Regions from separate parts of the Homo sapiens genome. Here regions 1 and 2 are each linked to region 3. Evidence: read pairs that join two places in POLR2A ChIA-PET (ENCODE). Cell type or tissue: HepG2. All regions are shown on one strand. Region 1 overlaps SMOC1 (SPARC related modular calcium binding 1). Region 2 overlaps LOC101928046 (a long non-coding RNA gene). Region 3 holds the start of LOC101928046 (a long non-coding RNA gene).

Region 1 (2,500 bases), 370 kb before region 3:
ATTTGCCAAGAGTGAAACAGCTTCTAAACTGTTTCCTTCCATTTGACTAGCCCATCCCAGCATCTGGTCCAGGGTGGGTCCTTGTGTCTGCTTAGATGCTTTTCCTATTATCTGTGCCCCTGACAAGAATCCTTCTTTTCCATATGGGGGGATTTAGCTGAAGTGCTACTGAAGTGTTAGGCCAAGGACCAGATTTAAACATTTTGGTAGAGCTGACATGTGAAATTTATAGAAACAAAAGGACAGGAAGAGGAAACAATCATCTTAGAATCTCTAGGAAATGCAATCAAAATAGAAAAGAATTGATATGATCTAATTATCTTCTGAAGTTGAGTATTCACATTTCTTATGGCCCAGCAATTCCACTCCGGCTCTATGTGCCCAGGAGAAACTCATGTCCTGTGCAACTATGTTTATAATATCACATGCCTGGAAAGAGCCCAGATGCTCATCAGTGGGAGGGCAGATGAGTAAACTGTGATGAATTCACAGTGTAAAATTATACTCAGCCAAAACAAGTGAACAACAGTGACATGCAAAAATATGGATAAATCTTGGCAATATGATATTAAGTGAAAGAAAATTACCAAAAGATACAGTAACTTATAAATAACTAAAATTAAAAAAAAGTTTTTAGGACTACATACAGCTACAACAAAATGCTATGAAAAGCATAGTAAAGTAATGATGGATACAGATTCAGGGTGAAGTTAGGGTGAGGCAGGGGGATAGGATGGGTAAAACCATATGGTTGGTGTGGGTTGGTGTTGATACTCTACCTTTTTGGGGGAGAGGGAGGATGGGCTAAAGGCATTTGTCCATTATTCAAGATCTAATAGCTGATAAAAAAGTGAGCCCTGCATAAACCAATGCTGAGTGTATCATGAGCCAAAGATTAAAATTAATTCAATTCTTTGCATGTGAGGTCAAACAAAAAGTCCCAGAGTAAGGGACTCCTTTCTTGCCACCTTCTGCTTCCTCCCCACCTTTCAAGATGTGCATGTGGCTCTATCTAAAATAACCCCACTGGGGAGTGATTTTGGCTTCTAGACCCAGAGCAGACCCAGGCCCTGGCATAAACGTCTGCATCAGGTGGCCTAAGGGCTCATTTGTAAAGCTAAGCTGGCAGTGGGCAGTCTTCCCTTTTCCTTGCTCAGGGTGATTCACCCTGCAGAGTGGAAGTGTTCATGAGCTGATGCATGGGTCAGAAACTTTATTTGCCAGTGGGGCCTGTGGGTGGAGGTAGTGTCTGGACTAGGGGAAGGCCTGTTTCTAGTTTGATGCCTGTCTTTATTCCAACCTCCCCTCACCGCCTTTTGCAGGAGCTGGGGGTGGGATGCATGGTCCTGCTTAGCAGGTACAGGGCACCCTTTCTCTCTGGGCCACATAGAGATTTATTGTTTAGGCAGCCAAGTCCTGGTATTGCTGCTAGTGGTAGAGGATGTCAGTGTGGAGGGCCCCCTCCTTCCATGTTTGGGGAGGACAAAGGTTGAGTTGCGGATGAGAAATAAATCGGAGCTGCTTGTGAGGCCGCCAAACAGGGTTAGATTTGTACAGTATGTGCTCTGCATGGGTCATGAGTCACTGAGAGGTTCAGAGATTGGATTGCCATGAATCACTTCCAACTGTCCCCATGAAGACCCCAAAGCAACATAGGTGACTATAGGGTTTTCTTTTGCATCCAACATCATTCGGAATTCAGTTGCTAGATCACAAAATAATCTTACCTTTGGCCACATCTAAGCTTGTTAGGTATGGAGCTCTGCATACTTCCTGGACGTCACCTTGGTTGATTTCAGCATCCTTTTTTTGAGTCAGAATGGGGCAGCCTCTCTAAGACAGGAAAGGTAGCTCTCATCTCAGTAGAGCCTTTCCCACCACCAGGGAGCACTGGGACTGAGCAAAGTTCCATGAGGTCAGGCATAATGTGTTTTGAAACCTGACAAATTATCTAGAGGTTTGAACAACTACGCCTCGCCTCCTTAAAATCTATTTTACACTACGGTGTTGATTGGATTCTATAAGATAAGGGCTGAAAGCCTTTTTTTTTTCTTTTAAAGTATTGACAGTGGAGAAAAATTGGACCTGCTTCCCAGAGTGGTTTATTTTTAGAACTAGATATGCATTCTAAGGCAGTGCTGGGAGTTTTAAATAATTTTTATGGATGTTCATTATGCATTTATTCTTGAAACTTCTGCCAAACCCCTGGGGAGAGGACACATTGTAGATAACAAATAAAAGAGTGAGATAGGGAGTGTTATAAAAGGACGTGTATTACTCCTTCACTTCCTCCTTCCAAAGTGCCAGTGACCTGCTTAAAAACGATGATGCCAGTGACTTCTCTTCATCCACAGAACTTTCCACAAGGATGGACATGTTTTATAACTGCACTGTCCAATATTAGCCACATGTGGCTATTGAATATTTGAAATGTGGTTAGTACACTGAGGACCTGAATTTTAAATTAAATTAAATTAATGTAAATATGAATGTTAATAGC
Region 2 (2,500 bases), 56 kb after region 3:
TTCAGTCACTGATACCCTTTCTTCCATTTGATCAAATCGGCTGCTGAAGCTTATGCGTGCATCATGTAGTTCTTGTGCCATGGTTTTCAGCTCCATCAGGTCATTTAAGGTCTTCGCTACGCTGTTTATTCTAGTTATCCATTTGTCTAATCTTTTTTCAATGTTTTTAGCTTCTTTGCGATGGGTTTGAACATCCTCCTTTAGCTCAGAGAAGTTTGTTTTACTTACTGATCTTTTGAAGCCTACTTCTGTCAACTTGTCAAAGTCATTCTCCGTCCAGCTTTGTTCCATTGCTGGTGAGGAGCTGCATTCTTTTGGAGGAGAAGAGGTGCTCTGACTTTTAGAATTTTCAGCTTTTCTGCTCTGGTTTCTCCCCATCTTTGTGGTTTTATCTACCTTTGGTCTTTGATGATGGTGACCTACAGATGGGGTTTTGGTGTGGATGTCCTTTTTATTGATGTTGATCCTATTCCTTTCTGTTTGTTAGTTTTCCTTCTAACAGTCAGGACCCTCAGCTGCAGGTCTGTTGGAGTTTGCTGGAGGTCCTCTCCAGACCCTGTTTGCTGGGGTATCACTAGCGGAGGCTGCAGAACAGCAAATATTGCAGAACAGCAAATGTTGCTGCCTGATCCTTCCTCTAGAAGCTTCGTCTCAGAGGGGCACCCGGCTGTATGAGGTGTCAGTCGGCCCCTACTGGGAGTTGTCTCCCAGTTAGGCTATTCGGGGGTCAGGGACCCACTTGAGGAGGCAGTCTGTCAGTTCTCAAATCTCAAACTCCGTGCTGGGAGAACCACTACTCTCTTCAAAGCTGTCAGACAGGGACGTTTAAGTCTGCAGAAGTTTCTGCTGCCTTTTGTTCAGCTGTGCCCTGACCCCAGAGGTGGAGTCTACAGAGGCAGGCAGGCCTCCTAGAGCTGCAGTGGGCTCCACCCAGTTCAAGCTTCCCGGCCGCTTTGTTTACCTAGTCAAGCCTCAGCAATTGCAGACGCCCCTCCCTCAGCCTCACTGCCACCTTGCAGTTCAATCTCAGACTGCTGTGTTAGCAGTGAGCAAGGCTCCATGGGCATGGGACCCTCCCAGCCAGGCATGGGATATAATCTCCTGGTGTGCCGTTTGCTAAGACCATTGGAAAAGCGCAGTATTAGGGTGGGAGTGTCCCGATTTTCCAGGTACCGTCTGTCACGGCTTCCCTTTGCTAGGAAAGGGAATTCTCCGAACCCTTGTGCTTCCAGGGTGAGGCGATACCCCGCCCTTCTTTGACTCACACTCACATGGGCTGCACCCACTGTCCAACAAGTCCCAGTGAGATGAACCTTGTACCTCAGTTGGAAATGCAGAAATACCCATCTTCTGTGTCACTCACACTGGGAGCTGTAGACTGGAGCAGTTCCTATTCGGCCATCCCTTTCTAACTCTTAAACACTGACAGCAATTAAAGCCTCATCTTCAGGCCCCATAGAAGATGCCAATCAAAATAAACTACCTTCTTGAGACACAGGCCCAGAAATTAAAGCCGTTCAACTCCACAAGGCCCAGGGACTATTGTGGAAGAGGTGGGCATGTGAGATTGTGAGGGCCGATTTTAAGAGATAAAATAAGTTCAGTTTCTCTACAAATTAACCATTAATGTCAAAGTCACACCTCTGCAAGACTAGCATATGGGTAAAATTTGAAAAACAAATTTAATTGGCTTCATGCTATTTTTATTAGGGCTTATTATTTGGAAAATTAAGTCTTCTCTCTCAAAGAATGAAGGTTTTCTCTTTTTTGAAATCCTTGAGTTATCACTTTGGTTAAATGAATGACTTACTTTACAATGGCCTGTAATCCCATTTTGTGATATCAAGTGTTTTATTTATTTATTATTATTATTATTATTATTACTTTTTAAAATGGAGTCTCGCTCTGTTGCCCAGGTTGGAGTGCAATGGCATGATCTCAGCTCACTGCAACCTCTGCCTCCTGTGTTCAAGCAATTCTCCTGCCTCAGCCTTCCAAGTAGCTGGGACTACAGAAGTGCACCACCACACCTGGCTAATTTTTTGTATTTTTAGTGGAGATGGGGTTTCACCATATTAGCCAGGCTGGTCTCAAACTCCTGACCTCAGGTGATCCACTCACCTTGGCCTCCCAAAGTGCTGGGATTACAGGAATGAGCCACCATGCCTGGCCTGGTATCAAGTATTTTAAACCTTTGATATTTGACAAACTTTCCAAAATCAAATTATACATTATGTCATTTCTGACCTAATTAATCCTTTAAGATATTATTAATAGGATCCCTAAAGTCAAAAAATGACATGTTTGGCTTATTTGATATAGAAATTATACAGGAAGCATTGTCAAATATGAAATGGTATTTGGTTTTTCTTTGGGCCGTATTTGTATAAATATGTTGCTGGTATGTGTTCCAAAATTATGGGAAACTCCTATAATTCTGATATGACTTAGTGTATGTTATCAGTAATAATTATAATTGTTATGTTAAATTATTGTGTGA
Region 3 (2,500 bases):
TACAACAGGACCTGTCAGGGGGTTGGGGGCTAGGGGAGGGATAGCATTAGGAGAAATACCTAACGTAGATGATGGGTTGATGGGTGCAGCAAACCACCATGGCACATGTATACCCATGTAACAAACCTGCACATTCTGCACATGTATCTCAGAACTTAAAGTATAATAATAAAATAAAATTTAAAAAATAAATAAAAATAAAAAATAAAAAACAATTGTAGCACAATGATTATAAAGACAAAGAAATAAAACTTGAGTTACTTCAATTCTGTCATTCTTTGTGATAAAATTTTTATTCGTGTTTAGAATTTTAGATTATAGACATATTTCAAAACTGGTAGAGTTGATACCGAAAAAATAAAGACATGGACAGTTTGAAATTTTTCATTTTTATTGTGAAATTAGATTCTTATGAATGTCTGCTTATCCTTTGTTTAAAGCTTTTCTTAACCGTTTTATTATCTTCAATCTTCATGTTAGCAAAACTTTTTAAGTTAAAATAAATAAAAAATTAATGGATAAATTATTTTCCTGCGAGCGCTCCTTCAAGCACAGGTATGTGAAGATCAATTTTGTTGAAGTCATGGACAAATTTGTGGAAGTTAAAACTCAAGAACAGAAACTGTAATGTTGTGATTTATTTATATGATAGGCCAATATAGAGAGGTGACAGCATGCTGGCAGCCTCACAGCCCTTGCTCTCGGTGCTTCCTCGGCCTTGGCGCCCACTCTGCCCACGCTTGAGGAGCCCTTCAGCCCACCACTGCACTGTGGTAGCCCCCTTCTGGGCTGGCCAAGGCCGGAGCCGGCTCGCTCAGCTTGCGGGGAGGTGTGGAGGGAGAGGCGCGGGCAGGAACCGGGGCTGTGCGCGGCGTTTGCCGGCCAGTGCGAGTTCCGGGTAGGCGTGGGCTCGGCAGGCCCCGCTGGCGGCCGGCCAGCCCACAAGCCCAGGGCAGTGAGGAGCTTAGCACCTGGGCCAGCAGCTGCTGTGCTCGATTTCTCACCGGGCCTTAGCTGCCTCTCCACGAGCAGGGTTTGGGACGGGCAGCTAGCCATGCCTGGCCGCCCGCCGCCCGCCGCCCGCCGCCCGCCGCCCGCCGCCCGCCGCCCGCCGCCCGCCGCCCGCCGCCCGCCGCCCGCCATGCCTGAGCTCCCGCCCCCTGCCCGCCCGCCATGCCTGAGCCCCCACCCCCTCCCCGCCCGCCATGCCTGAGCCCCCACCCCCTCCCCGCCACCCCCAGCCCACTGCTGTGGACTCCTGCGCCGCCCGAGCCTCCTCGACGAGCACCGCCCCCTGCTCCAGGGCGCCCAGTCCCATAGACCGCCCGAAGGCTGAGGACTGCTGGCGCATGGCGCGGGACTGGCAGGCAGCTCCACCTGCGGCCCCTGTGCGGGATCCACTGCGTGAAGCCAGCTGGGCTCCTGAGTATGGTGGGGACTTGAAGTATCTTTATGTCTAGGTAAGGGATTGTAAATACACCAGTCAGCACTCTGTATCTAGCTCAAGTTTTGTAAACACACCAATCAGCACCCTGTGTCTAGCTCAGGGTTTGTGAATGCACCAATGGACACTGCATCTAGCTAATCTAGTGGGGAGGTGGAGAACTTTTGTGTCTAGCTCAGGGATTGTAAAGCACCAATCAGCACCCTGTTAAAACAGACCAATCAGCTCTCTGTAAAATGGACCAATCAGCAGGATGTGGGTGGGACCAGATAAGAGAATAAAAGCAGGCTGCCTGAGCTGGCGGTGGCAATGCTTCCCTGTCTCCTTCTGTACTGTGGAAGCTTTGCTCTTTTACTCTGCAATAAATCTTGCTGCTGCTAACTGTTTGGGTCCACGCTACCTCTATAAGCTGTAACACTCACCATAAAGGTCTTACAGCTTCATTCCTGAAGCCAGTGAGACCACGAACCCAGCAGGAGGAACGAACAACTCCAGACGCGCTGCCTTAAGAGCTGTTAACACTCACCGCAAGGTCTGCAGCTTCACTCCTGAAGCCAGAGAGACCACGAACCCAGCAGGAGGAATGAACAACTCCAGATGCGCCGCCTTAAGAGCTGTAACGCTCACCGCGAAGGTCTGCAGCCTCACTCCTGAGCCAGCGAGACCACGAACCCACCAGAAGGAAGAAACTCCGAACACATCCGAACCTCGGAAGGAAGAAACTCCAAACACATCCAAACATCAGAAGGAACAAACTCTGCACACACCGCCTTTAAGAACTGTAACACTCACCACCAGGGTTCGCGGCTTCATTCTTGAAGTCAGTGAGACCAAGAAGCCACCAATTCCGGACACAATATGAAGTAAGTTTTCCTATGTCTTTTAAAAATATATATTAATATATTTAATAAGAATTTATTACCTTTTCACTACCCTATTTGGTACTATTCTTATTCATTTTACTTTTTATTTTTAAAAACTTTTGCAGTGGTATGATTGTATATGGAAAGGTCAATGAAAAAAATTCACTCTTCCTAATCTGAAATGGCATGTTTA

Evidence for each region. ChIA-PET counts read pairs that join two places held together with the same protein. Peaks named below come from ENCODE experiments on the same cell type or tissue, not always from the same donor. Only the 100,000 strongest peaks of a DNase experiment are listed, where the experiment ranks them.
Region 1: POLR2A ChIA-PET joins it to region 3 with 5 read pairs; 1 of 35 experiments calls an interaction of 5 or more read pairs at or near these places.
Region 2: POLR2A ChIA-PET joins it to region 3 with 7 read pairs; 1 of 35 experiments calls an interaction of 5 or more read pairs at or near these places.

Annotation. Positions count from the first base shown.
Region 1 is chr14:69,886,632-69,889,131 of GRCh38, forward strand. All of the region lies in intron 1 of SMOC1 (SPARC related modular calcium binding 1), which reads left to right. Among named protein-coding and RNA genes, the nearest start is that of SMOC1, 8.5 kb to the left of the region's middle. In HepG2, a CTCF peak has its summit at 1,881 (motif pointing right); a DNase peak (open chromatin) is centred at 1,500; H3K4me3 peaks cover 1,617 bases.
Region 2 is chr14:70,309,794-70,312,293 of GRCh38, forward strand. The region is part of intron 4 of LOC101928046 (a long non-coding RNA gene); the gene reads left to right. Among named protein-coding and RNA genes, the nearest start is that of COX16, 49 kb to the right of the region's middle. In HepG2, no CTCF peak of the experiment used is centred here; a DNase peak (open chromatin) is centred at 1,318.
Region 3 is chr14:70,253,883-70,256,382 of GRCh38, forward strand. LOC101928046 (a long non-coding RNA gene) reads left to right here and starts at 937. Exons shown (of 7, transcript XR_007064236.1): 1 at 937-1,460; 2 at 1,883-2,307. It overlaps LOC105370552 (a long non-coding RNA gene), which reads right to left. Exons shown (of 2, transcript XR_943992.1): 2 at 2,480-2,500. RefSeq lists a silencer at 955-1,064. In HepG2, no CTCF peak of the experiment used is centred here; DNase peaks (open chromatin) are centred at 939 and 1,469; H3K4me3 peaks cover 960 bases.